Regions from separate parts of the Homo sapiens genome. Here all the other regions are linked to region 1. A link is a contact called in ENCODE Hi-C or POLR2A ChIA-PET data. All regions are on one chromosome and are shown on one strand. Each heading gives the region's core, a stretch centred on a gene start or an enhancer-like site at or near the end of the contact. The rest is flanking DNA. Distances are from core to core; before and after follow the strand shown. Region 1 has its middle 22 kb from the start of SPATA3-AS1. Region 2 holds the start of SP140 (SP140 nuclear body protein). Region 3 holds the start of PTMA (prothymosin alpha). Region 4 overlaps SP140 (SP140 nuclear body protein). Region 5 overlaps SP100 (SP100 nuclear antigen).

Region 1 (4,681 bases), core at 1,606-4,105:
AATGGCTATTATAAGAAAGAAAGAGAGGATATTGAAGAATTGGAATCCTTGTACTGATAGGAATGTAAAGTGGTGCTGCCACTACTGGAAACAGAATGGCATTTTCTCAAAAAATTCAAAATAGAGGCCAGGCGCGGTGGCTCACACCTGTAATCCCAGCACTTTGAGAGGCCGAGGTGCATAGATCATGAGGTCAGGAGTTCAAGACCTGCCTGGCCAAGACGGTGAAACCCTAAAAATAAAATAATTATTTTTTATTAATTATTTAGTTAATTAATTAACTAAAAATACAAAAATTAGCTGGGCGCAGTGGCAGGCACCTATAATCCCAGCTACTCGGAAGGCTGAGGCAGGAGAATCGCTTGAACCTGGGAAACGGAGGTTGCAGTGAGCCAAGATCGCACCACTACACTCCAGCCTGGGCAACAGAGTGAGACTCCATCTCAAAAATAATAATAATAAATAAAATAAAATAAAAAAAGAATTACCATATGATCCAGGAATTCCACTTCTGGGTGTACACTGAAAAGGACTGAAAGCAAAGCCACACACAGCTTTCTGTACACCCATGTTCATAGCAGCATTATTCACAATAGCCAAAAGGTAGGGGCAGCCCAAGTGCTTCTTCCATCAATGGATGAATGGATAACACATTGTGTTTATCCATTGATAAATTGCTGATATAGTTTTGGATCTGTGTCCCACTCAAATCTCCTGTCTAGTTATAACCCCCAGTGTTGGAGGCGGGACCTGGTGGGAGGTGATTGGATCATGAAGGCATAGTTCTCATAAATGGTTCAGCACTATCCCTCCTTGGTACTGTGTAATGAGTGAGTTCTCACAAGATCTGGTTGTTTAAAAAGTGTGCCGCACCTCCCCCCTCTCTCTCTTGCTCCTACTCCGGCCACGTGGTAAGTGCTGGCTTCCACTTTGTCTTCTGCAATGATTGTAAGTTTCCTGAGGCCTCCTGGAAGCCAAGCAGAAGGCCAGCATCATGTTTCCTGTACAGCCTGTGGAATCGAGAGCCAATGAAACCTCTTTTCTTTATAAATTACCCAGTCTCAGGTATGTCTTTTTTTATTCTTTTTTCCTTTTTTTGAGACAGGGTCTTGCTCTCTTGTCCAGGCTGCAGAACAGTGGCATGACACAGCTCACTGCAGCCTCGACCTCTCAGGCTCAATCGATCCACCCACCTCAGCCACCTGAGTAGTTGGGACTACAGGTATGGGCCGCTATGCCCAGCTAATTTTTTTTTCTCTTTTTGAGACGGAGTGAGCTCTGTCGCCCAGGCTGGAGTGCAGTGGCGCAATCTGGGCTTGCTGCAATCTCCGCATCCCGGGTTCACGCCATTCTGCTGCCTCAGCCTTCCGAGTAACTGGGACTACAGGCGCCCACCACCACGCCCAGCTAATTTTTTGTATTTTTAGTAGAGACGGGGTTTCACCATGTTAGCCAGGATGGTCTCAATCCTCTGACCTCGTGACCCACCTGCCTTGGCCTCCCAAAGTGCTAGGACTACAGGCATGAGCCACTGCGCCCGGCTTATGCCCAGCTAATTTTTGTATTTTTTGTAGAGATGGGGTTTCACCATGTTGCACAGGCTGGTCTTGAGCTCCTGGACTTAAGTGATCCTCTCACCTTGGCCTCCCAAAGTGCTGGAATTACAGGCATGCACCATCGTGACTGGCCCAGTATCAGGTATTTCTTTATAGCAATGCAAGAACAGACGAATACACACGCAGTGGAGTATTACTCAACATTACAAAGGAAGGAGATTCTGACCCATGCTCTCATATGGATGAAACTTGGAGACATTATACTAAGTCAAATAAGTCAATCACAAAAAGAAAAATACCGTATGATTCCACTTAAAGAGGTACCTAGGGTAGTCAAATGCATAGACATAGAAATTAGGATTATGGTTGGTTGCCAGGAGCTGGGGGAAGTGGGGGATGGGGAGTTGGTGGTGGTTGTACTAGGTGAACATAACTTAATTCCACTGAACTCAACACTTACAGTGGTTACAATGGTGAATTCTAGGTTATGTCTATTTTACCACAATTTTTAAAAATAATTTAAAATCCATGATAAATAGAGTGACCATATAGTTTATTGTCTAAACTGGGACACTTTGGGCAATGAAAGTGGATGCTTTTAATAACTACACCTCGATCCTAGGGGTTAAAGAGACTGCCCTAGGTAGCCTGGGGGTTCCCCAAAATAGTCACTTCTCCACTTACTTCAGTTGAAAGTGTCTTCTTCGCCTGGTAAATATTCAGTACAGTAGCTATGGAAGAAATGTCACCATGAACGGTGCCAAGATATAATTATTCCTGTTCTGGAATGTCAAACTTTAACATTTTGGCCACAATATTCTCTTTTGATCACATTGTCATAATAATTTTGGGATAAAGTGGATGTATCCAGAAGTCCATTCTATGTTGGGACACTTGGCATTGCTCCATGCTTGTGTGGGGGTGGCACCTTTACCTCCCTGCCTCAATCCTCCCCTTCCCTCCCACTGTCCCCTTCCACCTATCCTTTCAGGTAGGTCTTACACAAATGGCCCCTCCTCTGTCCTGTCTTTCCTGATCCACCCTGTGGCATTTCTCCACTTCCAAACTTCTCTGGTGCTTTTACTTGGCGTCAGGTGACATGCGATAAGACCTGGATTAATTAGTTAATGTTAATAACATCTGCTTGACTGCCAATCCTGAAAAATACCGTAATTAACATCATCAACCAGCCATAGGGAAACCACCTTGGACCTCCCCGTGTAAACTACTTTGGGCAGTGCCTTGGGTTTTTCAAGAGTTTGTCAGGCACTTGAGGTTGAGGCTCGAAGAAAGAATATTATTTGATTCTTAGCCATGGTGGGAACCGACATTTATCTAAGTGTTTTTCATAGACAGGAAGTGGTAATTCTCACCCTCCCTGATCTGGGCTCTGACTCACTGGGGTGCCCCAGCCTCTGGGCCTGGGCTCACTAGTGGTAGCCAGCTGACCTGAGCATCAGAGTAAGATGCGTGCCTGAAAAATTCCCCTGGTGGGGCCGGTCATGAAAAGTGCCGTTCTCCTCATTCATGTGGTTTTGTCAGGATGCCCGGATTCCGCAGGCCCGGGCCAGTTATTTTGAGCACACAAGTCACTTTAAAAGACCCCTAAAGGTCACTGGTCCCAAGGATTATTTCACCCCCTCACCACAGTTAATGTCGTCTCCCCACCTCTGTTTTTCTGTATTCCCATAACACATTCTGAGTGTGGCTATGTGATGTAAAGAGCTGTTTTCATGCAAATGTTCAGGGTAACATCATGCATAGTGTCTTAGTTCATCTCCTGCCGCTATACCAAAATACCACAGACTGGGTAATTTACAAGGCACAGACGTTTATTTGGCTCATGGTTCTGGAGCTGGGAAGTCCAAGAGCGTGGTGCTGGTATCTAGTGAGGGCCATCCCATGGCGGAAGGCATCACGTCGTGAGAGAGAACACACGCGAGAGGAAGGAAAGAGGGGCAGAATTCCCTGATTTTATATCTAAGTCACTCCTGTGACAGCTAATCCAGTACCCCAATAATGGCCTGAATCCACTCATGAGAGCTGTGTTCCCATGACCTAATCACCACTTAAACGTGCCACTTCTCAACATTGTTGCACTGGCAATTAAGTTTCCAACACATGAACTTTGGGGGACACATTCAAACCACAGCACTTAGAATATAACAGGATTGCCCCCCTACAGCCATGAGTCCCTTGGATCACCAAGTTAATGTAACAATAACAAAGTCTAATATGATTTACAGGAAATTGGAAGCTTTAAGTAGCCTCGTGAAGCCAAAGGGCAGCATTAGAGCATATCTTTTGACACCCGAAGCTTGTGTCAAAAAGGGTATTAACAGTTGACCGCCTCACACCCACGAGGATGACTATAATTTTTTAAATGGAAAATAACCATTGGCAAGGATGTGGGAAAACCGGAACCCTCCTACTTTGCTTGTGAAAAATGTAAAACGGTGCAGCTGATGTGGAAATCAATTTGTTGGTTCATCAAAAATTTAAACATGGGGCCAGGTGCAGTGGCTCACGCCTGTAATCCCAGCACTTTGGGAGGCCAAGGCGGGCAGACCACGAGGTCAGGAGTTCGAGACCAGCCTGGCCAACATTATGAAACCCCGACTCTACTAAAAATACAAAAATTAGCCTGGCGTAGTGGCACATGCCTGTAGTCCCAGCTACTCGGGAGGCTGAGGCAGAAGAATCGCTTGAACCCGGGAGGCAGAGGTTGCAGCGAGCTGAGGTCATGCCACTGCACTCCAGCCTGGGTGACAGAGTGAGACTTTATCTCAAAAAAAAAAAAAAATTTAAACATGGAGTTTCCATATGACCCAGAAGTCCCATTTCTAGTATGTACCCAGAAGAATAGAAACACAGGTTAAAACAGTGACCAAAATGTAAAAACAGCCCAGCTGTCCATAAGCTGTAAATGGATAAACTAGACTGTAGTACATTCATAAAACGGAATATTTCATCATAAAAAGAAGGCACTACCAACGCATGCTGCAGCTTGGATGAACCTAAGTGAAAGAAGCCAGACACAAAAGGACACATATTGTATGATTTCATATGTATGAAATATCCAGGATAGGCAAATCCATTCGAGACGGAAAGTAGGTTGGTGGTTG
Region 2 (4,681 bases), core at 1,128-3,627, 750 kb before region 1:
CAGGTGATCCAGATATCTTTCAACTATATTATGACAAAGGGCAAGTGAGTCAATATAACCTGCCTGGACTGCCTACTTTCTTAACCTAGTCCTCTGGCTTTCCCATACATTCTGTGAGCTACCCAATATAGTTCTAAGAAATTGACTTTTTGCCTGAGTTAGCCAGAGTCAGTTTGGATTACTTTTACTCCCAAATCCTGACTGATAAAAATGTTGGGCACCAGAGGTTGAATTATAGGCAAGAGATATTCAAGGAAATATGATCAATCTGGGATTGGTTATCTGACATAATTGGACATAAAAACAGTGAACATCCCCATTAGCGTTCAGAGTCAGGAATTTTGGAGTTGTGGGCAAATAGGGGTAAGTTGGCAAATTAAATTACAGCACTGGATTGTGATCAAGACTCTATACAATTCATTTCCCCAATTCCAGGTGTCAGATTCTAGCATGCTTAGCAAAATGAAGAGAAATCTTCCAGGTAGAATGAAAGCATTGATTTACCTTTGGGGATTATGACCTACTTGGCCTAAATCTGGATGGGGGAACAGAGCCAGGAGGCAGGCCGGAGCCTTCTGACTCCACTGGTCACGTGGCAGTAAAGGAAGACATTGGGAACCAGAGATGGTCTGATGGTCCTACATATGCCTGGCCCAGGAATCCCTTACCCAGGAGAGGTTCTGTAGTGAGCATAGGGAAAAACAAGATAGTGGGAAATAGAACTGAAATTTCAGGCTATCCTTACCTGGGCTAATGCATGGTGTTGCAAAGTAGGGCTTTCTAGTAGTAGCAGCAGTACCCCTGAAGTACCAATCTTACCACCAGTCAGCTGAGGAACACCAATGGCCTTGTGCTTATAAGCAAAAGAAGCTGGCACATTTTCAAAAATGTCCAGTTCATTGGTGTCCTGGGTCTGCCTACTGCCTAAGGGCAGAGAGAAGAGAGAGAGGGGATGCTGGAGCAGGCGGTATAGTCTGTACCAGGCCTTGTTGGAGCCCCATGGAGACTGGGAGGAGAGGACAGCTGTGTCTAACAGAAGCCCAGCATACTTTTCCTTCTTGTTTTAAAGAGGGAGGGAGAGGGAGGGAGAGAGAGGGAGAGGGAGGGAGAGGGAGGGAGAGAGAGGGAGAGAGAGGGAGACAGAGGAGAGAGAGGACAGAGAGAGAGAGAGAGAGGAGAGAGAGAGAGATACTGGAAAAGGTGTCCTCATCAGTGTTCTAGAGTTTGTCTCAACCAGATTGGTGTTTGTTCCTTTGGTAGAAAGAAAGCAGAAGTGTGGAAGGGGTAGAAATTTCTTGCACTCTGTATTTTGCAAACTTATGTATGCAAATTTCCTTGCATATGTGTAATGAACCAGAAAAAGTAGGATTCAGGAGCACATGTTTTGGAAAAATACTGCTTTGCCTCTGGCTTTTCAATCCTCACTACTGTTCTGTCACTGGCCCTGGATTCTACCCATACCCTGGCTCTCATCAGCCCCCTGTCTTTGACCCATTTTTCTGCCTGGATTTCTAGTCCTGTGGTTATATTTTTTATATTTGCCCTTTGCTTCCATTTGTTTATCACTCGACTTTATGCTGATATAGTGTGTTTTTGTAAATTGTTTCAAATCCTTTACAGAATGAGGGCTGGGTATAAATGAAAAATTGTGTGCAAACATAAATGTAATACAGCTATCCTCCTGTATCATATTGTCCTTGAAGGTCTAGATAATCTCAGCTCCAAACCCTTTCCCCATCCAGTGAGAAGGCTGTCACTCTCCTCAAGATTTCAGTGAAATGGTTGAAGCTCATTTTTTTCCCAGTCACCCCTGGCTGCTGTTGTAAAGTGCCCACATATTTGAGAAAACTTAGAATTGCACCTCATTTCTCTGCCCAACCTCAGCACTTGCCTTTGGCTGGAGGAGTTGAGAGAGTTGTCTTTTACCTCTGTCTGCTTTCATGGAGTGCTAAGAGCATCTCCCCCACTTTCTAATGCATGCTATTTCAGTTCTCCCTGGCCCCATGTCCAAACACTGGGCCTAAGCCATCCAGCCCAGGCTCACTAAGGTGCATGGCCAGCCCTGGAGCCTGACTGAAGATTTGAAATGTCTGGTCTTCACTTGTCCTTCTCAGCCACCTCAGCAAGGGGTGGGGACAAATACAGAGTTTACTTCCTCCTCATGATGCCACCTTACCTCAAAACAACTTTGATCTGCTTGAGTTGAATGACTTTTCCACCCTCTTTCCTTGGCAGGAACAAGTGACCCTGTCTTCCGTGGCCTCGTGGGGCTGGCTCTGCTCCTCCTCCCTTGACTGAGAGACGTCATGGAGATTGGGTGGAGGGAGGACTGTAGAGTTGGTGCACCCACGTCAGCTAGTTAGGCAATTTCACTTTTCTTTTCCTCTTTGACTGAGCACCGAGGGGCAGTTGGCAGCTTCACCTCAGAGCTGCAGGAAGGAACGGGGCAGTGAAAATCGAATCGGGTGTGATCCTAGGCCAAGCTCATGGCCCAGCAGGGCCAGCAGGGGCAGATGGCAAGTGGAGACAGCAATCTCAACTTCAGGTGGGTCATCGTCTCCTTTCCCGTCTGTCCTTCATCTCTGGTAGGGTTCCCTTTCATACTTGTTATTTAATGTCTACCCAGCTTCACTCTACAGGTATACAATAGAATTCAGTTACAAATAAATAACGAGGCAATCAGATTTTTTAAATTGCAGGGATTGGCTGTTGGAGAAACTCAAGGATGCCGTGACTCACATCATCTTCCTATTCTCTTACATCTGCAAATGGCTGGACTGGAGCTGTTTGAACATCATGCCTGTTCTGAGGCTTTGTGTAGGATTGGATGATTCCCCGTGACCTCTGAACCCTCTCTTCTCCCCCAGGCCTCCTTTATCCCCACTCCAAAAGACAACTCTGTCTAAAAAGGATCTTTTTAGAAGAATTAAAATCCAAACGCCTGTCTGTTGTCACACTTTCCAGGCTGTGTAGTTGGGGACCGGTTCTGCTCTGAGCCCATCTATGTGGCTCTTAGCCCTAGAATCACTTCAGGATCTCTGAATACTTGGTAGGAGGAAGTGAAAGCAGATGAGACCCAACAAAAAAGGCAAGCAGGTAGAGAGTGAGTGCTGCTTCTGCTTTTTTTATTCTTCTGTTCTGGTATTTTTTACATATCTGGTCAGAGAAGCCTGGAAATCATCTTTAAAAAATGTAAGACAATGAGACCAGTCTGACCAACGTGGAGAAACCCTGTCTTTACTAAAAATACAAAATTAGCTGGGTGTCATGGTGTATGCCTGTAATTCCAGCTACTCAGGAGGCTGAGGCAGGATAATCGCTTGAACCAGGGAGGCAGAGGTTTTGGCGAGCCAAGATCACACCATTACACTTTAGCCTGGGCAACAAGAGTGAAATTCCATCTCAAAAAAAAAAAAAAAAAAAGACAAGTACATCAATACGGTCATTTCTTCTTATCTGTGGATTCTGTATCCATGGATCTAACCAACCATGAATGCAAAATATTTTCTAAAAATTAAAAACATAAATAACAACAATAAAAAGTAATATAAAAATTTAAAATACAGTATAACTATTTGTATAGCATTTACATTGTATTAGGTATTATAAGTCTAGAGATGATTTAAAATATACAGGAGGATGTGCATAGGTTATATGTAAATACTACACCTTTTATATCAGGGACTTGAGCATCCATGGATTTTGGTATCCATGGAGGGTCCTGGAACCAATTCCCCCTGGATACCAAGGGATGACTGTACATTCTTGATAAAAATGAAAATGTGTGGAATGTAAAAATGTATGGAAACTTGTCTAATTGGGACTCTGTGCTAAGGCTACTTCTGGCGCTGGTACAGCCCCAAGAAAGCAAAAGCTATTGCTATTATCAGCAGTAGTGGTGGCACCAGACTGGTTTTCAGTGCCCAGTGCCACCACTCCCAGACAGGCATCCCTGTCATCTCTCTTTCACTTGCTCTCTAGTGAAGGGAAGATGAGCCAGCGGAGCTCAAAGTCCAGCCAGCCCATGGTCACCAAGCAGGAAGAAGACGGCACTGAGAGGTGACAATGGGCTAATGCTAACCTCAAAGAATGAGTTAGGAAGTGTTGCCTCTGCTCTTATTTTTGGAGGAAATTGGGGAGGATGATGTCATTTCTTCCTTAAATATCTGGTAGGATTAGCTAGTGATACCATCTGGGCCTAGTACTTTCCTTTCTGGAGGGCTATTAATTATCGATTCAAATTTCTTTAATAGATGTAGGCCTATTCAGACAACCTATCTCTTGTGCAAGTTTTGGTTAGTTTGCCTCTTAAAGAATTTGTTCATTTCATCTGTGACCAAATTTGTAGGTGTAGAGTCCATAGTTTTCCTTTATTACCTTTCCATTGTCCATGGAATTCGTAGTGATGACCCTTCTTTCATTCTGATGATTTCCGTCTTCTCTATTTTTTTCTTTGTTAGGCTGGCTAGAGGTTTATTAATTAACTCTTTGAAAAGAAAATCAGCTTTTGGTTTCATTAAGTTTCTCGAATGTTTTCCTGTTTCAATTTTTTTAACTTCCACTTTAATTTTAATTTTTTTTCCTGCTTGCATCAGGCTTAAATTGCTCCTTTTTTCTCTAGTTTCCTCAGATGAAAGCTTAGATTATTGACTTAGATCTTTCTTCTTTTCTATTGTATGCA
Region 3 (4,681 bases), core at 798-3,297, 730 kb after region 1:
GAACCCGACAAAGAGTTGAGACGCGTAGTCCTCGGGAACAGCACTGTGGAAGTCCCCCGGATTGAGGCGCGCCCGTCCAGTGGAGAATGCCACCTCCAGCCACTGGGGCGCCTGGGGGCAGGGCGGAGACACAGCGGGCGTCCCTTCGCCGCTGCATAGGAGGGCGACCGCTGGGCAGCGGGTGTTGGCGCGGTATCCCCGCCCTGCCCAGCATCTGCCCCACGTTTCTTCAGGCTAAACTACCGGGATCCCGGGCTTCTTCCTAAAGTAAAACTCGCTCCGGAAAGGCCAACAGTCCAGCGGCCAGACGGGCACCTGGGAACGCGGGCCTAACGCGTACTGGAGACGGAGTGGCGCCCGGCACTGCGCGCCTCCTCCCCGCCGGGAGACTGCGTGCTAAGCTCAGCAAAGCCCCGCTGTGGAGACGGAGCCATGTCGCCCATTACCTAATGAAACTGAGAAGGGAGACTCAGTCTCTCTTCTAGCCCCGAGCGCAAGCTCTGCTGGACTTGGCATCGTCCGCCCTCCACGATCCCACACTCCGGGTTTTCCCCATTCCCAGCTCGGCTGCAACCGAGAGACAGACGGAAGAAACTGCCAATGGAAGGACGCAAAGCGTCAACTTTGTGTTCGCCCGCCACTCTCGGCCAATGTGCGCTCGTGTCTCCGGAGTCCCGCCTTCCGTGTCGGGCGCCCCCTTTTGGCAGCACAGGGACGAACCCTACGTCTCGCCATCTTGTGTGTGGCACAGGTAAATTTCTGGACTATCTTTCCACCTATTCTGGTCCTTTTTCCCACACAACCGATTTCTTAGTTCGACAGCTAAGTGCGGTGGCGATAAGGCCAGCGTAGCCTGTTGTTCTCGGATCGCCCACGTGAGCTAGATCGCTACGTCACGCCACGCTTGCCGAGCCCGGCGCCATCTTGAGTGTGGCGTTTTGATGCTCCCCTTTCTCGGGGCTCCGCATGGTTCTCTAAATGGTCCCCCAAATTTCAGGTAGTCCCCAAAGATTAGCCCAACTGGCTCCAGAGACGATGATTTTTCCCGAGGAACTCTGTAATGTTCATGTGCCCATCGCAGTCCAGCAGTGGGGTGGGAGAAGGGTAGACTCGATGGCCCGGCAGGCCCCTGGAGGAGGCTGCCCTGAGGCTGTCGCGACGGCAGTGACCGCTCGGGACAGACCCTAACTAGAAACCTAGAATGAGGGGACCGCTATGCCGTGCGGGGCCCGCGGGCTGTCCCACTCGAGGGCTGGAGCCGGCATCGCGCATCGAGTCCGCTTGATACATGAATCCGTGTGTGCTTGGGACGGTGCCCGCTTGTCGACTGACTTGGCCGACGGACGCCGGACCTGATGGTGGGCAATCGAGGTCGCCTGCCCACAGGACTAGGGGTGCCCTGCCCTGGGAGGGCGCGAGGGCATGGCAGAGGGACGGGGCGGCCCAGGTGCCCGGGTCTCGGCCTCGTGACCTCGTTGCTCGTCGTGGGGCTGCCGTCCACTTGCACTGGGACAATCCTTGGTCCAAGGCGCCCAGGCGCGGGGGGCGGGCACCTCCGCGGGCACTGCGCTGGGCACCGCCCGGGGCGAGCGCGGCCCAGCACCCCGCCTTCCCCTCCCCCGCGCTGGCAGCCGTCGTGTGCCCGCCGCCCCCTCTTCCCTCCCCCTCCTTCCGAGCAGCCGCGGGGAGGGCGGGAGAGGGAGGGAAGGGGGTTGGGCGGGCAGCTTTGCCGCGCTTTGGCTTTCTGCGTCAGCAGCCCCAGCAAAACAGCTGCGGGAGCGCGCGTCCGGAACGCGCTCGCGCACCCCTCCCCCGCGCCCTCGGCCCTGCTGAGACCCGGCAAACTCCGGCCTTGAATGACAGTGCGATCGGCGACTGCGCAGCGCGGGACGCGCCGGGGCACTGCCGCTTTAAGCACGCTTGTCCATTGTTCGGAATCGAGCCAATGAGCGAGCGCCCGCTCCCTGCGCTCAGCCAATAGCGGCCGGGCATGGGAAGCCGAGCGCCGCCCACTAATCTATATTAAAGCTTCTGGCGCCGCGTGAGTCCCCCACTGGCTGCTCTGAAAAGCCATCTTTGCATTGTTCCTCATCCGCCTCCTTGCTCGCCGCAGCCGCCTCCGCCGCGCGCCTCCTCCGCCGCCGCGGACTCCGGCAGCTTTATCGCCAGAGTCCCTGAACTCTCGCTTTCTTTTTAATCCCCTGCATCGGATCACCGGCGTGCCCCACCATGTCAGACGCAGCCGTAGACACCAGCTCCGAAATCACCACCAAGGTGAGGCTGGACGCCGCCCGCCCCCTCGGGGTCCGCGCGCCGCCGCTCGGGCGGTGTTTGGCGCGCAGCAGCTGGACTGTCTCAAGCCCGCTGTTGCTCCCTCTCGCGGGGAAACGGCCCGCCCCCGGCGCGGTGCCCTCAGGCAGCCCACTCTTTGTGTGGTGCGGGGGAGGGGGCGGGAACCGCCGCGGGCAGACGTGATGCCCGTCGGGGAGTGGGCCGGGCGCCCTCGGGGGCCGAGGGCTAGGCGCGGAGGCCGGCTCACGGCCCTCGAAACTCGTCTGTGGCCGGTATGAGTGGCGGCGGGAGGAGAAGAGCCTGGCTGGGGGTCGTCGGCCCGCCGGGCGCACGGAAATAACTTTGAAACTCAAGCGCGTTGGGAATCGGAAGTGCTGGGGGGCGCGTGTTGGGGCGCGGGCCGGCCGCGGGAAGTGGCGGCGAGCGCCCGCCGGCCGCGCTGCTCTTTGTTCGGCGCCAGGCCGGCGGTTTCGCGCCCTGCAGCGGACCTGAGGTGGTTTGTCTAGACTAAGTCCCGATAAGGCGGATGGGGCGACGGGCTGGCTGGCCGCGACGTCGGCCGTCCCGGCGGAGGTGTGACGGGCTTATCCGCTTTGGGCGCTCTGGGAGGCGGGGGTGGGCGCCCTTCGAGGTGAGTGCGCCGGGAGCGGCCGCCCAGCTTCAGTCATGCACCCGCGGTGCCGGGCTTGGCTGAGGAGGCGAGAGCCCACGCGCCGCAGGGAGGAAAGAGAAAGTGAAGCGCGGCGCTGGGGCGACGATGGGCGCCCCCCGCGGCTGCCCGGGAGCACCGTGTGCGCCGCAGCTCGGGGCGACGCGGGCCAACACGGCGGCCGCGACAGGCCAATGGTAGGGTCGAACTGGGGGGGCGCCCGGGCCCCGTGGCGGGTTCACTGCCCTCGGCTATGAGGTCCTGCGCGGCTGGTGCGGCTCCGCTCCTGTTGTCGGCGCCGCCTCGGTCCCACTGCCCGCCCTGGGTAGCGTCTCCGCCCTTGGCGGGAGCGGGGCGCTCTCAGACTGACTGGCTCTTTCTTAATATTTCGGCCCTCGTCCGCGCCCGTCGTGCCCCTGCAGGGATTGGCGCGAGTCACCTTGGCGTCTCCTTAACCCTTGTGTCCCTGGCGTCATCTCTGACTCTCCCAGGGGCGACTTCTTGGCAGAGCGGAGCTCGGGGCCCGGATCTCCACAGGGGCTCTCAGTGACCCCTTCTGGACTCAGTCCGGGAATGAGTTTGTGGGGTGAGAACACCGTCCCCAGTGCGGGGCCTGGCTGTTCGATTTTCTCCGAAGCACCAAAAGGTGACTTCCCGCGAGGGCGATGAGTAGTAGCCCGAGAGGCGCATCCCCGACAGTCTCGGACCTACGCAGCCCGGTGGACTTTGGGGCGACCTCCCGTGGGACTTGGCCCGCCGAATGCAGACATTCGGGCCTGCCGGGGTGGCGGCAGTGGGGCGTCGAGTCGAGAGCCCGGCCGACCGACGCGCGACCCGCGCGCGTGCCACTGCAAGCTCTGCCTGCCGGCCGGGAGTCTCCAAGGCAAGGGACGCACTCGGCGGCCCCGGGCCACGTGCTCCCTGCGCGCGGTGCGTGCCGAGGCCCGCGCGCAAAGCCCGCCGGGCGGGGGATGCGCGCCTGCGCGCCGCGACCTCCCTGCCCCCACTGCTCCCCGGGGCTTCGGCCGCCAGGGGGCGAGAGCGGGCGGAGCCGGGGTCCGCGGAGCGGAGCGGGGCGGGCCGGACTGAGAGGGCCGACAGGTGGCCCGGAGCCGCTCGCCGGACAGCGGCCGAGGGGTTCCCGCAGGCCCGGACGCCGGACCTCTGTTGGTATTGGTGGCCGTGTCGTGTGGAAAAAGTTACCGGGCGCCCGGGGCCGCGCTGCCTTTTGGATCCCGGGCGGAGTCCCACCCCCGAGGTGCTGTCGGGATCCCTAGCCGCCGCGGGGAGGCCGGGAGTTGGTGGCTCCGGCGGCAGGCCCCGGCCTGGGGCACCGCCAAGCAGCGGTTTGCGGCCTCTAGGAACAGCGGTCGGATTTGGGGGGTCGGTGTGCTTTGGCTTTTTTAGATACCTGTCCTGGCCGGGGCGGTGCGGCCTCGCGGGCCTTCCAGGCTGGCGCGCCTGTGGGGCTCTCCCCGAGCGCAGGCCCCTCTCTCTTTGCCTTATTTATTTTTGGAACATAACCTGCCGCCTTTCTAGACGGCTCGAGGGGCGGGCTCTTTGCACTTGGAAGCAGGCTGATGGGCGTGAGTGTCCGGGGCTCGTCCACCCGGCCGGACGGGCTGGGGGCTGTGGCGCCACATGGCTCCTTTTTCCTGGGAAGCGCCAGGGGGCAGTGGGAACCGCCACCGGGGCCGCTGTAGCGGGCCTTAAAGGATGGGAAACCTTGATCACAGATGC
Region 4 (4,681 bases), core at 981-3,480, 710 kb before region 1:
GCAGAAGAAAAAGGCTTGGTTCTTCCCCACCTGTGGAGTCTGCACACCGGATTTGCGCCCTCACAAGAGTTCTGTCCAGGAGGCGTCTCACCCTGTTCAAATTGTTACAAAGTTCAGCTAGAGATTGGCTTCTCCCTGTGTAGTTTTACCCCCTGCTCCTCTCCCATTGGGTCCCTGTGGTGCCAGGCAGGAATGGCCTTCTAGGGGACCCAGCCACCTCCCAGGCCCTTTCCGCTGCTTCCCCCTACACCTGTATTTCCCTCATCTCTTCAGATTGACTCAGCTCCAGGTAAAGTCGGAAACTTCTCCCACAAACAGACCTTCAGCTTCTCCAGTGGGGGTGTGTGTTCGGGAGAGGAGGGTCTCCTTTTCCCACTTCTGCAGTTGGGGCACTCTCAGTTTTACGGGGGGGGGCGGTCTCCTGGGTCCTGCAGGTGCAATCTGCTTCCTTCAGAGGGTCATGTTGCCTAGGCTGGTCACGAACCATGGCCTATTTTTTATGTACGTATAAAAGAAAAGGATTATGATAAAGGAGAAAGGGAGACAGGAGACCTGTCTCCTGATAATGTGATAATAGAAGATTCAGTGTGGGTGACTGATGAAGGAGTATTTTAAAATCGTGAAGATCTGTTCCATTTCTGTGTTCCATGAGAATGGCCCCAAGATATTTGGGTCAAATGTAGGGAGGCCTGGTATTTCAGAAAAGATTGACCCCCATTGTCTTCAAGACTCAGTTAATCCTAGAAATCCTCTTATCTTTCCTTCAGTCATTGGTCTTGGGAAACTCTGAAGACATTGTAACATTTCTTTATATAATATTATTTCCTCAGCCAATAGATTATGTCTGAGAAAATAGCCTAGTTTTTGTTTTGTTTCATTTTGTTTGTTTTACAAACTTGGAGTTTTTCCTTAGAAGTTTTATGTCCATTTTTGCCCAACTCAATGAATAGATTAAGAAATGTCTAGATCTATAGAGTATAATAGAGGTGACCTATGCATCAGATCAGAGAAGATGCAGGTATGAGCTTTGTATCCCTTAGGCCGTATTTAAAACTTGGAAGAAGATGGTTGTGTTCGTTTTTCATTGCTGCATGACAAATAACCACAAATGTAATGGCTTACTACAATACCCACTTGTTATCTCACAGTCCTGCCAGCAGAAGTGTGGGTGGGCTCAACTTAGTTCTCTGCTTAGAGTCTCCTTAGGCTGAAATTAAGATGTCAGCCCAGCTGAAGTCTTGGCTGAAGGCTCTGAGAATCTTGCAATCGAGCTCACCCAGGTTGTTGACATAATCCAGTTCCTCGTGGTTGTTGAACCGAGGTCACAGCTTTGTTGCTGGTTGTTGGTCACGGACCACTCTCAGCTCCTGGAAGCCAATCATATTCCTTAATACATTGCCCCTCCATCTTGAAGCCAGCAATCTTGTGTGGAATCCTTCTCACACTTTGAATCTCTGACTTCCTCTTCTGCTGCTGGCTAGAGAAAACTCCCTGCTCTTAAAAGGCTCATAAGGTTAAACCAGATCCACTCTATTAGTCTCTCTTAAGGACAGCTCTGCCATATCACATAAGGTAATTATGGAAGTAATATCTCATTATGTTCACAGTCCTCAGGATTAGGGAAAGAAATATTTGGGGGCCATCTTAGAATTCTGCCTATCGTCAAGGAAATTCCTAGAAAATAACTGTCCAGATAAGCCACTGATTTTCCCAAGCAAATAATATTTATCTTTATCAAGTGAGACATTAAACAAAGCTGAACATAAATATATTAAAAATTTTGGCTTTAGGTGAGACTGAAGAGATTGTAGTAATCTGGTTAGGAGGTACAGGGAAGTGAGGTATACCTATTTTGTTTATTGCTTGCAGACCTCAAATCATCCGTAGTGTAGGTATACTAATGGTCAGGTCAACTATACATAGATCATGTGTCAGAGAATTTTCCAGGACTTCTAAAATTAGTCCTTCTTCTGAACCTTTAATCTGGTAGTTCTATTTGCAGAATAGATCCCTACCTATTACATTTATAGAGGTTTTGTTGAAAACAGTGTTCCTCAGATAATGGTCTGAAAGTAATAGATTACTGGTTGAGATGTGGAAACATTCAGTGATTTTTTTCTCTTCTTTTATAGACCTACTTGTCAAATGTGTTACTTACTTTGGACATGACAAAACCTCCCCATTGCAAGCCAGAGTCATTTTAGGGAAAATTTTGCCAGTTATTAAGAAAAGTACAAGAGTTAGAATCATGATGAAAGTATACAGAGGAAGTGAACATTTTGTCGGGGAGATTATGGCTTTGGCAAAGACAATCCCGTGACAAACAGCAAAGAGGCCACTATATTTCAGTATAAGTGTGAATGGTGTGTTCCACATGAATGAAGCAGAAACTGAAAAGGGGACATATGATTAATTACATGATTGTAGTTGACTCCAGATTACATACTAAACAAAATGATTTTCTTTCACAAATTGACAAGACACTAGGTGCCCTCATGAAGGTTTTGATGAGGGACCCAAGAAAAAATGTGACCGAACATCTTTGCACAGTTTGGCTACTGTCTAATGGACCCACATCCATTAGTTTTAGGGGCTGGCTTGAATTGAGGACTTATCAGACCTTGACCACCAGCTGTTTGCTTTGGATCACTGTCTTCTAACATTCAGAAAGCACAGGAAAATCAGGAACAAGCACACATGAAATAAGACTTTTTGTTTTTTTGGTGGGGTTTTGCTATGTTGCCCAGGATAGTCTAGAATTCCTGAGCTCAAGCCATCTGCCTGTAATATGACCTATTAACAGGCATAAGCCACCATGCCTGGCAGAGATAAGACTTTTTAAAAATAGACAGAAGAGGCCGGGTGTGGTGGCTCATGCCTATAATCCCAGCACTTTGGGAGGCCGAGATGAGTGGATCACCTGAGGTCAGGAGTTCGAGACCAGCCTGGCCAACATGGAGAAATCCCCTCTCTACTAAAATTACAAAAATTAGCCAGGCGTGGTGGCAGGCACCTGTAATCCCAGCTACTTTGGGAGGCTGAGACAGGAGAATCTCTTGAACCCAGGAGGCGGAGGTTGCAGTGAGCCGAGATTACGCGGTTGCACTCCAGCCTGGGCGACAAGAGTGAAACTCTGTCTAAAAAAAAAAAAAAAGACAAAAGAAAGGTAACAGTAGATGAAGTAGTGAAACAAGTAAATAAGTAAATAAGCACATTAATTGAGAAAATGTTTGCTAAGTGGTGTACTTCCAACTGAAAATATCTAATTGTATCTAATTGTATACCCATGTTTAAATAAGATAAATTCAGAACTAGGAGCTCAGTGAAACAAGTCAGAGTTCGAGTTGTTGTTGAGAAAGATTCACTTGGCAGTAGGTCAGAAAAATGACCTGAGCTGGACACAGTGGCCTGAGATTCATGCCTGTGGTTCCAAGGGTCCCACAGGACACTCCCCAGCAAGAATCTTCAAGATAATCTCGGCAGGAACTCCAATTTTTGAAGGGCTAGGCTACTACTCATAATCTGAAACTAAAAGCTGATTTATTCCTAGCTAAGCAAGGCACCTAGTGGGAGGAGGCCCTGTGCTTGTAAGACACAGTCTCTATAGAAAAGGAAACTGCAGTTTTATAGAGAGTTTTAGGAAGCATATTGTGTAGGGACTCCAGACCTTCAGAAACAGGAGTGTTTATGAGTAATTTAGCATTTGGCCATCAATGCAGGCTTTGTGGAGGGGGTGTTGCTGACTGGCTGGGCTTCAGATATGTAGAACTGCCAGTAATGGGCTCGCTTTCAGAAATGTGACTGGGGATATAAGTAGTCAGTGGCCAATTGGGATGAGTTTAAATAGTTGCTTTTCACTATTGTCAAAGAACAGTAGTATTTTCTGGAATGATAAGAGTTTCCTTGCTTTATTCTCAGGACTACAAGTACAAAAATAAAAGTAGAGAAAAGGAGGATGAGGTGCATAACATGGGGAGAGCGTGGCTCTGTTATGTGTCAAATGTGATTATTGGAGCAGGTATATTTTTTTCCAGAGAACAGTTCATCTTAGCTCAGAATATCAGTGTGCAGTATAGCAGCACTGGAAACTCTTCTGTGGTCATTGTCTCAGGATCCTTGGACAATAATTTTCTTGTTTCTCATTAGTGTCTAGTGAACTAGAAAATCACCCAATGAATGAAGAAGGAGAATCAGAAGAGCTTGCTTCTAGCCTGCTATATGATAATGTACCAGGTAATTATGACTTAAAAATAGTGAAAACAGAAACAGAGTTCTGATAAAGAGAAAAAGGAGGAGAAAAAATAGACTTAAAGGAAGAGTCAAATATAAGGAGGAGCAGTGAAAGGAGAAGATTTCAGAGGAAAAAGTAAAGAAGGGGGAGCAACAAGGGTGCAGAAAATAGAGTCACTGGGTCAAACTGAAAGTCTTCATGAATCACAATTTTGGCCCAGGAGCGGAGCAATCAGCATATGAAAATGAGAAGTGTTCCTGTGTCATGTGTTTCTCAGAAGAGGTGCCAGGAAGCCCAGAAGCAAGGACGGAAAGTGATCAAGCGTGTGGCACAATGGGTAAGGCTGTCTGAGGGCCGTGGGATGGGGGTGGCTCAGTGGGCCCCACAGACCCCCAGTAGGGTGGAGGTAGGTGCTCCAGTCTGTCCAGAATTCTATTCTCCGCATTTGCT
Region 5 (4,681 bases), core at 1,005-3,504, 530 kb before region 1:
AAATACCTGGGCACAAATTTTGAGTCAATGTTATGTTTGTAAGCAGGATGGTCCAGGCTGCGGGGATGAAGGGAATGGTGCTACCTTTACTGCCCACATTCTCAGGGGCTCTGTTCCTCTCCATGGACTGCAGGGATCCCCCTTCCTAGCTCCAGTGCCCACAACTCACGTCTTAGTTTCTGGCGCTCCTTGTGCTTGGGTGACCTGCCCTGAGGCTCACTGTCACTGACCTGGGACAGCACCACCCACCGCCCCACCCAGCACAGCAAGCCCACCCACCATCAGGGAGATGCTGCTGACTCTCGGACCCTGAAGTCCACACAAGCTGCCCCTGTGTCCTCTGTTATGTTTATTTGAGAACTGTTCATCCTCCCTGACCCAATTAAGACAACATTCTCCTGTTTCTAGCCTCATCTTTAAAGATGTTGAGGTTTTTCTCATTTATTTTTTATTTATTTATGTTTTTTGAGACAGTTCCAATCTGTTGCCCAGGCTGGAGTGCAGTGGCATAATCTCAGCTCACTGCAGCCCCAGCCTCCTGGGCTCTAGTGATCCTCCCCCCTCAGCCTCTTGAGTAGCTGGGACCATAGGTGTGCAACACCACATCCAGCTAATTTTATTTTTCTTTTCAAAGATGAGGTCCAGCTATGTGGCCCAGGCTGGTCTCAAAATCCTGGGCTCAAGCAATCCTCCTGCATCGGCCTCCCAAAGTGCTGTGATTACAGGTGTGAGCCACTGCACGTGGCTGATTTTCTGTGATTACAGGTGTGAGCCACTGCACCTGGCTGATTATAAAAAAGTGGAATCTCTCTAGGACTTGAGACCTTCTCCCCAGGGAATTCCCCAGTTTCTTCCTTACACTTGATATATGCCTACCCTGCCATCTGACAATTTTGAGGGTAACACAGCTCACAATGTTTCCATTACTCCTTTATCCTTAAATCTTGAATGTCTCCTTTTTGTGTAGGACAATAAAGCCTTCACTGTTGGGGTCTTCTCTTCTCTGTCCCAGGGGATGACGGGAGAACTTTAGGTCATGTGGAACCCTCTGAGCTCTGAGTCACCCAAGGGCTGGAAATTCCTAAAAGCATGATTTCCAGACATTGTCCCTGGTCCCTGTAGATCTCTAATTGCTTCTTCTCTCTCCCACTCTTCAGTAATCCATGACAAATTGCCTCTCCAAGAAAGTGAAGAAGAAGAGAGGGAGGAGAGGTCTGGCCTCCAACTAAGTCTTGAACAAGGTAAAAATGACAGAATAAAAGCTTTTTTCTAAGAGAGGTTAGGGATCCAAGGTTCTGAGTGGAGATTGTGAATCAGGGAAGACATATGGAAGGACTATGGAGAAGTCAAGGAGAGAGTTATATGAGCTTCTAACCAGGTGCAGGGTCCTGGAGAAGTGGCCATGACAAGGCATAGTTGGCTCAATAACCATGAGGGAATCAGAACCAAGCGTGTCAGTAGGCCAGATTTACAGATGCCGACTACCTAGAAGTAATTGTAATTTAGAAAGGTCCCTGTAGGGGATCAGTGTGAAGTTGCAAAGGGTTAAGAACCACAGCCCGTGGCCCGTGGTCAACATCAAAGAGGAGACCCCTGGGGAAAGAAAGGCTCCTGTTTTACCTGTACTGTCATATTCACAACACTTCTGACACCAAACATGTCGGTGATCTCCCCACATCAGTCAGTTCTCCAATTCTCTGTAGATACCATCTGATATCTTATAATTTAATTGAATTCTGGCACTAATTGCCCAGACTTGGCACGGACTCCGCAGGTTAAGGGCTCATTCCCATAAGAATGCCCCCCACTTCAGATGCCAGTTGCAAGTCTCAGGTTGTGGCCTGTGCCTGTAAATTGGAGGTTCCCGCAAGCCCTTCATTGGCTTTCATACTTTCCTAGTAGATCACACAGATCTCATGGAAATGTTGACTTATATTTGACATTTATTATAAAGGATACAACTCAAGAAGAGCCAAGTGGAAGAAATGCATAGGGCAAAGCGTGGGGAAGGGCACAGAGCTTCTGCCCTCTCTGGGACACGACTCTCCTGGCACTTCCATGTGTTTGCCAACCCAGAAGATTTCTGAACCCAGTCACTTAGGGTTCTTTATGGACATTCCATTATACAGCCTGGATTGATTAAATCATTGGCACCTGATTATTAAGTTAACCTCCATCCCTCCTCTCCCCTCCCTGGAGGTCAAGAGGTGGAGCTGAAAGTTCCACCCCTCTAATCTCATGTTCAGCTCCCCTGGCAACCACACCCCAATCCTTAGGGGCTTTCCAAAAGTTACCTCATTAACATAAACCCAGGTGTGGTCGAAAAGGGGTTGTTATGAATAACAGAAAGTGCTCTTTTCACTTGTTATGACTTAAGATGTTTTAGGGTTTTAGGAGCTCTGGCCAGGAGCAGGGAATTAAGACTGAAATGTATATTTCTTATATCACGGGAGAAACTTGGTGATGGCAGAAGAGGGGACAAATTTAAATGTGAGGATGTTGTTCAAGAGCAGGAATATTCAAAGAGAAAGGCGGTCATGTAGAGAGACTCAGAAAGGAAGTGATGCACATGGGAAGAGGATGTAAGTACCTAGAGGACAAAGGAAGGGAAATGAAACCGTGAAAAGGGGTAAAAGACAACAAAAATAACCTTGTCATTAACAGCTCACTTTGATTGAACATCTACTCTGTGGCGGTTGGTTTAATGCTCATGACAGCCATTGGAGATTAATATTACTTATATGCCTATTTTGCAGATAAGGTAACTGAAATCCAGAGATACCACAAATGGAGTTTACATAGGGTCAGATGAATAAGGAAAAACCCAGATGTTCTACCCCAGAGCCTGCATTCCTAACCCTGTGCTATCCAGGCAATCTAAAAAAATAAAAACAGAAAAATGAAACAAAAATGAGGAAATATTTGCAGACAAAAAGATCCAGAAAAAAAGAATACCAAGAGCTGGAGGAAGTAGAGGCTACTCAGACACTGAGTCCTCATGGAAAAGCCAATGAGAAAGCATGAACAGATGTGGAGAGGGAGGGTGTTGTGTGAAAGGGGGTGGGCATGAGGCAACCAGGACTTCAAAGAAACTGAGCTAAGGGCCCTGGGCAGGGTAGCTCTGGGGACAAAGGCAGGATCACTCTGCCATCATCACTTACCAGAGTGTCTCACAGAGGACACGCAGCAGAGTTGTCTGGCCAAGGCCCCTGTCATCCAGGGGTGCAGCTGACCCAGTCCCCTACTCTCAAGGCTGGAGTCTGACTTCAGTAATTAGGTAGCATCTGCCAGCTCCAGGTGGCCTTTGCATTGAGACCTAGAAGGGGTCTTTAACTCCTACGTTACAGAGACCAAAAAGGGATTAGGGGAGAATGGCAAAATCCATACCTCGATTTCTGAAATAAACTTCTAATTTCTTCCTGCCAGGAACTGGTGAAAACTCTTTTCGAAGCCTGACTTGGCCACCTTCGGGTTCCCCATCTCATGCTGGTTTGTTCCTGTTTACTACTCTTTGAGCCTCTGCTATTCTTGCCCCTTTCTGGAATGTGCTGTGGGGTTGCCTCTTTGTGTTAATGATTGTCCAGAATTTTCAGGTTTTACATCTACAGTTTTTCCATTTCTGGGATTTAAATAACAAGTCCTTATCCTCTAGGTTGCCTAGGAGGGTTTCTTCCTCCCACACCCCTTAATCACACTTGCTGCTGGTTCCTGCTGCCGCTGAGCCTGGTCGTTTTACCCATGTGCCTGCTTCACCATTTTCTGCCTGCATCTGCTTGAATCTGGCTGTTGCCTTGGTGCCTTGACCTTACGTCCATCAGTGGCCCGTGCTGTAGTGGTTGGAGGGGAGTGACAGGCAGCAGAGGGCAAATAAAATACCTGTGAATCAAACCATGGTTTAGGTACAACCCCACCTGAAAATGGACTCTCAGAGCACCCCTGTGAAACAGAACAGATAAATGCAAAGAGAAAAGATACAACCAGTGACAAAGATGATTCGCTAGGAAGCCAACAAACAAATGAACAATGTGCTCAAAAGGCTGAGCCAACAGGTAAGACTGACTGGGTTGGCATGAATGGGGAGGAGCCAAGGGGCCCTGGCTGGTGGCAGAGGAAGAGTCTAATGCACAATACAAGGAGACACCTGTTTAACAAGCAGGGGAAAATCACATAGACACAGAGGGGGCCTGTTATACAGATGAGCCTGATACACTGACATACTGATGACAAAGACCTGGAGGAAGAAAGCTAGAAGCAAAAAACTGAGAGAGAAAGGGGAAGAGTTGCAGAGTCTCACCAAAGAAGAGAGACAAACAAAAGGCAAAAGGAGAAAGTAAGAGAGAGATTGGACAGGAATCAATGAAGCACGAACACCTTCACGCAGCAATATATGCAGACAGGGGTATAAGTAGAAACAGGAGAAGAAAGGAGAAGCAGGGTGAGGTCTAACCAAATGGAAACAGGACAGAGCAAGGCTCTACTGGATCTCAGCTGTGATCTCGTTTATCTCCAGAGTCCTGCGAACAAATTGCTGTCCAAGTGAATAATGGGGATGCTGGAAGGGAGATGCCCTGCCCGTTGCCCTGTGATGAAGAAAGTAATTATTGCTTACCTTGCCTATTTTCTTTCCTTTCTTATTCAGATGCTATACATTTGGTTGGTTGGTTGGTTGGTTGTTGTTTTA

The links. A loop is a pair of places that touch in the nucleus more often than their neighbours do. ChIA-PET counts read pairs that join two places held with the same protein, here RNA polymerase II (POLR2A). Pooled maps may share reads with other maps.
Region 2: a loop to region 1 is called in a pooled map, with 3 times the contacts of the local background. The contact joins the promoter of SP140 here to the enhancer-like site in region 1. A Hi-C loop is called at or near these places in 7 of 37 single-sample maps with no recorded cell type and 3 of 50 pooled maps. POLR2A ChIA-PET finds 5 or more read pairs at or near these places in 2 of 52 experiments (GM10248 and activated T-cell).
Region 3: a map with no recorded cell type shows a loop between it and region 1 (14-fold over the local background). The contact joins the promoter of PTMA here to the enhancer-like site in region 1. A Hi-C loop is called at or near these places in 3 of 37 single-sample maps with no recorded cell type and 3 of 50 pooled maps.
Region 4: a map with no recorded cell type shows a loop between it and region 1 (9-fold over the local background). The contact joins two enhancer-like sites. A Hi-C loop is called at or near these places in 2 of 37 single-sample maps with no recorded cell type and 4 of 50 pooled maps.
Region 5: a loop to region 1 is called in a pooled map, with 5 times the contacts of the local background. The contact joins two enhancer-like sites. A Hi-C loop is called at or near these places in 3 of 37 single-sample maps with no recorded cell type and 4 of 50 pooled maps.

Annotation. Positions count from the first base shown.
Region 1 is chr2:230,971,421-230,976,101 of GRCh38, forward strand. No RefSeq gene overlaps it. Among named protein-coding and RNA genes, the nearest start is that of SPATA3-AS1, 22 kb to the right of the region's middle. RefSeq lists enhancers at 2,701-2,750, 2,871-3,010, 4,425-4,544. Within about 2 kb of position 2,856, at least 4 of the 41 ENCODE cell types and tissues checked have a DNase peak (open chromatin) inside an H3K27ac peak, as active enhancers do.
Region 2 is chr2:230,223,359-230,228,039 of GRCh38, forward strand. It overlaps SP140 (SP140 nuclear body protein), which reads left to right and starts at 2,378. Exons shown (of 27, transcript NM_007237.5): 1 at 2,378-2,545. The coding sequence starts at 2,487. It also overlaps a transcript of SP110 not described here. RefSeq lists enhancers at 2,258-2,467, 2,698-2,747, 2,818-2,897, 2,918-2,967.
Region 3 is chr2:231,706,478-231,711,158 of GRCh38, forward strand. It overlaps PTMA (prothymosin alpha), which reads left to right and starts at 2,048. Exons shown (of 5, transcript NM_002823.5): 1 at 2,048-2,274. The coding sequence starts at 2,230. RefSeq lists enhancers at 180-818, 1,458-2,095, 2,096-2,734, 2,097-2,156, 2,735-3,372 and 1 more and silencers at 1,457-1,856, 2,377-2,556, 2,987-3,296, 3,787-4,196, 4,237-4,326 and 1 more.
Region 4 is chr2:230,265,386-230,270,066 of GRCh38, forward strand. SP140 (SP140 nuclear body protein) reads left to right here. Exons shown (of 27, transcript NM_007237.5): 13 at 4,147-4,233; 14 at 4,452-4,568. Among named protein-coding and RNA genes, the nearest start is that of SP140, 42 kb to the left of the region's middle. Within about 2 kb of position 2,231, at least 2 of the 41 ENCODE cell types and tissues checked have a DNase peak (open chromatin) inside an H3K27ac peak, as active enhancers do.
Region 5 is chr2:230,445,662-230,450,342 of GRCh38, forward strand. SP100 (SP100 nuclear antigen) reads left to right here. Exons shown (of 29, transcript NM_001080391.2): 5 at 1,158-1,241; 6 at 3,427-3,489; 7 at 3,900-4,049; 8 at 4,511-4,594. All of the region lies in intron 3 of LOC101928816 (a long non-coding RNA gene), which reads right to left. Among named protein-coding and RNA genes, the nearest start is that of SP100, 32 kb to the left of the region's middle. RefSeq lists an enhancer at 2,279-2,548. Within about 2 kb of position 2,255, at least 7 of the 41 ENCODE cell types and tissues checked have a DNase peak (open chromatin) inside an H3K27ac peak, as active enhancers do.